2 separate regions of the Homo sapiens genome follow, and region 1 is linked to region 2. A link is an interaction called in ENCODE POLR2A ChIA-PET data of the cell type or tissue named here. Cell type or tissue: Panc1. All regions are shown on one strand.

Region 1 (2,500 bases), 400 kb after region 2:
TTTTATAGCCAATTCCTGCCCAATATTAGATTAAAAACTGGAATTCAGAGTGTGCCAGAGACACAATGGACGTATAAATACCTAGAGCTTCTATGAAACAGACACGAACAGTGGCATTTTAAAGTCAAACTTTATGTATGTGGGTTAGAAATGAAAGAATGTAAATATCCTGTGTTCTAATTTGCATCCATTTGGAAATCAGAAATGGAACCTCATAAATTTCATATTAAACGATACATAAATATCATAGGTTAGAGGACACATTTTCAATGCAATGTTATGCTCCAGAAGTAAAATTCACTAAAGCTAGTAAAATGAATAGAGTTAATGCCCCAGGTATGAAACTGGAAATATAATCTGTAGATATTTAACTGGACTCTGAAAAGCCCATGATATTTTCTGCAGGATATTTAACCAAGTTTCTAAGTTTGGCAGCAGTTTTGTATTCACCTAATTTTCTTCTTCTGAGTTTCAAACAGACTTTCAGAGTTAAAAAGGCCAAGCATTTTCCTGAAGTTCAAGATGCCAGTCATCTTCTGAAGTCACTGCTTCTTGGAGAATGTCAGCCATATCCTCGCTTCCTCTCACTTCAGCCACTGGAATTATGCCAAAGCAGCTTTGGTTAATAACCAGATAAGGTGTCACTGGATAATACTGGTACAGCAGGGAATGGTGTTGCATATGCCTCTTGCACTTCTGGTCTACTATTTCTCCACCTATGATGCCTGATAAAACCACTTCACAGTTGTATACTGTTAAAGGAAAAACTTCAGCCGTATTACATTTAAGAATTTAATTGAGCAAAGAACAATTCGCCTATCGGGCCGCCTCCAGAGCCAGAGTAGGCTCAGAGACTGCAGCGCAGCTGCGTGGTGGAAGAGGATTTATGGACAGAAAAAATAAAGTGACATACACAAAACAGAAGTGAGGTACAGAAACAGCCAGATTGGTAACAGCTCGGCATTTGTCTTATTCAAACATGATTTGAACTGTTGACCGCAATCGATTGGCCAAAACTCAGTGATTGGCACAAGAGTAGATTGTAGCCTGTTTATACTTCCGTTTAGGCTATAGTTCATGATGTACAGATAAATCTTTAGGCTGAACTTAAAATAAGTAAGGAGTCAGCTTTAGGCTAAACTTTATTTGACAATGTTGTCCTCCTGGGGCCACCTGAGACATGGAAGGAGTAAGATCCAGCCCAGATCACCTTGAGTCTGCTCTTGGAGAGTTCTCATTTCCAAAATTTATTTACACAGCCTGGATTTCTTAAACATTAAATATTAGATCAGCTTGTGGATTGCAAATTGCCGTGTTCTATATAAAATTGTATTATCACCTTCATGTGATCTTATTTTTCTTCTCTTTGACCCTCTCTTTTCTTTCATTCTATGTTTCTTCTCGTGTGCTCTTTTTTGCCTATTGTCTCTCCTTATAATGTTTTCTTTTTGTACCACGGGTCAGAAAAGAAGGCCTCTGCCATCTTGGTGGATAAGTGGTGCTTTCTCCTGTAAGGTACCCTTCCACATCCTTCCTCATACCTGTATTCTTGGCTGTATTAGCACCATTTTGGAGAGCACCTCTGGGATTCACTATAATGCTGTCTTCAGGGTCCTTATCCTTTGTCTTAAGATGATGCTAGTTCATAAAGAAATCCTTTCAATTCTTCAGTTACAAAACCATCTTTTAAATGAGGTTCAGACCTTTTTTGATTTGAATTCAATTCAGTTCTGTAATAAAGAAATTTACTTTCATTTTTAAAAAGTGTGGAGAGTAAGTCCCACCGGAAAAAAAAAAGAAACTCTCATTTGGTTTAAGACAGATGAATAATAAAGAGAGAAAAAGATAACTAGATTGTTAAAATTTGACTGCAAGGAGAAGAAAAATTCAACTGGAGAGCTGTCAGCACAGAACAGATGAGGGATGATAAAATAGGGATCAGAGATACTCCAGGCAAGTGAGAGTTTGAATGAACATCTAATAATACTGAACAACTTGTGGACATGTTGAAAAAGTTAAGAACTTGGTATCTAAAAGCATCTTTCTCTATACTATGTGTTCTATGCAATATGAGTATGTTAGTAATTCACAGTAATTTATATAAATGTTCAAATATTATTCATTTATCACTAAAGATTACAAAAATTGAAAGGCACGAAAATGACATGAAAGAGACTCATGTGCAAATAATTGTTTTTGTTACATTAACATTTATATATAATCATATACAATTGTACATCTATATGATATTATATCATACGTACTCTTTAGATGTCTTTTTTTTTGTCAGTTGGCTTCCTCCTCTGTTTGCCTTTCACCTATATTGTCTCTCCCCACAACCGTGTCAATGCCCTACTATGAATTTGTAATATATGATACACCTGTCATCTCCTAGTTCTTAAGATTTTACTCACTTTTTCCACAAAAGCTAAAATCCATGAGGAGTTATTCCTTATTCATTGTCCAAGATAAGGATTCTGTTTTATTTTCTTCCAGATAG
Region 2 (2,500 bases):
TCCACTCTCATTATAACCGCAGCCTAAGGAGCAGCCCATTTGGAGGCAATGTAATGATGTGATGTTATATATCACAAAAATTAGAGGGATAGAACTATAACTGGTAGGTCATCTTGACTCTCCCCTGCCAGGGCAGGCTTGTTCACCACACTGCTTCCTTGAGTGCTTTTGTCCAGTCCTGTTTTAAATGACCCAGGCAATGGAGCTCAATCCTTTTCCCTTGAGAGGCCATTTGGCAGTCTAATAGGCTTTGCTGTTAGCAAACTCTTCCTTGATGTGCTGCCTAAGTTTTCCTTTGCTCAATTTCATCTCATTACTGCTGTTATTCTGCTTTTGTGCACCCCAAACGATCCCTCTTTCTCCTGCATGTTTACTGCTTCCTTCTGCTCATAAACGCTTTCCCATACCTCTTAGTCATTGTCTGGCCACAGAATGTCTGCCACGGTCTTTAAAAACTTTTGCTCTTCCTCCATCCACATTTGTGATTCCCTTCTGAGCTCTTCCCCCTTTGATCAAAACTTTCCTGATTTGTAAGGGCTGGAAGAGCACACCATATTTCATGCTGGATGATGTTTCCTAAGGGCAACATCAGGGCGTTCTTCCCCTACTCTGTGACAGATGCATTTGTGTACACGGCCTAAAATTGCATTGCCTCTCTTTGCTGCCAAAGCACACTGAGAAAGTTGAGGTCTGATGTACTATCAGGGCTCACAATCTGCTGAACAAGAGAGAAGAGTTACTCACCTGGCGCTGGTGATTGTACATGTGCATTTGGCCATTTTTCTTTTCGAAAGACTCTGCTTTAGGCTCTTGGCTTGATTAAAGTTTGATTAAGGACTGAAGAAAAAAAACAAATTGCCCAAATAACAACATTAAACATAATAATACCTTGTTCTTTGGACCAGAGTATTCATTTTTTTTTTACCCTATAATTGCAGTGCGATGACGGTAAAGTGGTAAGCTCAAACTTTACTAGTTCCCCTTCATGAAGGGAATGAAGCACATGATGTTGATAAAGAGATCCTTTTTTTAAAAAAAAATGTTGCAATTTCTCAGTTTGAAGGGGCTGGCAAATGAGAAAAAACAGAAGTGAGAAATTATTAAACTTCTCCTTCCTTTTGCTCTTCAAAGATGAGTTCATGCATATGTATAAAGGCCAGATTTCAGCTTAAAAGATTCTCTAAAATATTTTGCTGAACTTAAATTATATTTAATGGAATGCCAATATATGTTCAATAAAATAATACTTTTTACAACATCATGTGATGGATATTGTGTAGGTATGTTAGTTATCTAAAATACTTCCTCCAGTAATCATAACATAATGAGGCAAAAGCTATTTGTTATTTGTTGCTATTTGTGATTCAAATTTTTTTTTTTTTTGGTCTTGAAATACAGATGGCTTGTTTGCTCAATATGAGTCAACTTACTTTGGGGATTGTATCCTAGATTGCTTCTGTTCCTTCATCATTTGCAGTGACGTGGCTTCATTTGAAATCATGGTCAGGAGAAATACTGGGCTTTCTTCCTGCTTTATCTTAGCTCACCGTGTATCAGGTAGGCAAATATTGTGTTGACACATCCATCCTCTGCAGAGTTATGCTGCAGGAAGAGTTGCTACAACACAGGAAGTATGACTGATGGTGAAGCGGCTGTCCATGTGCCAGCTTAGATTTTTTGACCTGTAGTCAAAACATTTATTGACAATCTGATCAAAGTATGGCTGGGTTATGTTGCTGTGTAGCATTTTGGCCAATCATATGACATTGAGGTACACTGGCGTGGTGCTGGTCACTCTTGAAGTCACATAGGAAGGGTAAGTTTTAAGTTTAACCTACCTACAAGGATATGAAGATTTCTTGTTAGAGATAAGAGCAACACATAAAAATTAGAAAGTTATAAATGTTAGTGAACCTAACATTCTATATATTTCTGCTTCTTTGTGTTAAGTGGTAGAGAAAAGCCTAAAAGTGTAATTCTAAGCGAGGAAAGGAAGAGATCTTGGGATACAGGCCTAAAAGCTATGATGAGCATTTATTGAATGTTTACTACTTTACAGGAAGAGTGCCAAATACTTTAGGTGGATTATCTTTTAGTCTTCTCTAGAAATCCCCAATTTTTTACAGATGGGGCTCAGAGAAGTTAAGTAACTAGACTAAATTAACAGAGGCATTAAATAGTGGAGTTGAGATTCATAATCAGGGCATTTTTAATGTACAGCTTATGCTATTAATTGCTACAAAATAAGTATTTTCTTCTTTATATTTATTTATTTATTTATTTATTTATTTATTTATTTATTTATTTTTGAGATGGAGTCTCGCTCTGTTGCCCAGGCTGGAGTGCAGTGGTGCCATCCATCTCCGCTCACTGCAAGCTCCGCCTCCCAGGTTCACGCCATTCTTCTGCCTCAGCCTCCCGAGTAGCTGGGACTACAGGTGCCTGCCACCACAGCCGGCTAATTTTTTTTTTTTTGTATTTTTAGTAGAGACAGCATTTC

What was found. Peaks named below come from ENCODE experiments on the same cell type or tissue, not always from the same donor. Only the 100,000 strongest peaks of a DNase experiment are listed, where the experiment ranks them.
Region 1: POLR2A ChIA-PET joins it to region 2 with 8 read pairs; 2 of 35 experiments call an interaction of 5 or more read pairs at or near these places.

The regions. Positions count from the first base shown.
Region 1 is chr4:129,724,060-129,726,559 of GRCh38, forward strand. LINC02466 (long intergenic non-protein coding RNA 2466) reads right to left here. Exons shown (of 5, transcript NR_110753.1): 5 at 112-1,730. Among named protein-coding and RNA genes, the nearest start is that of LINC02466, 46 kb to the right of the region's middle. In Panc1, no CTCF peak of the experiment used is centred here; no DNase peak of the experiment used is centred here.
Region 2 is chr4:129,326,815-129,329,314 of GRCh38, forward strand. No RefSeq gene overlaps it. Among named protein-coding and RNA genes, the nearest start is that of C4orf33, 230 kb to the left of the region's middle. In Panc1, no CTCF peak of the experiment used is centred here; a DNase peak (open chromatin) is centred at 1,499.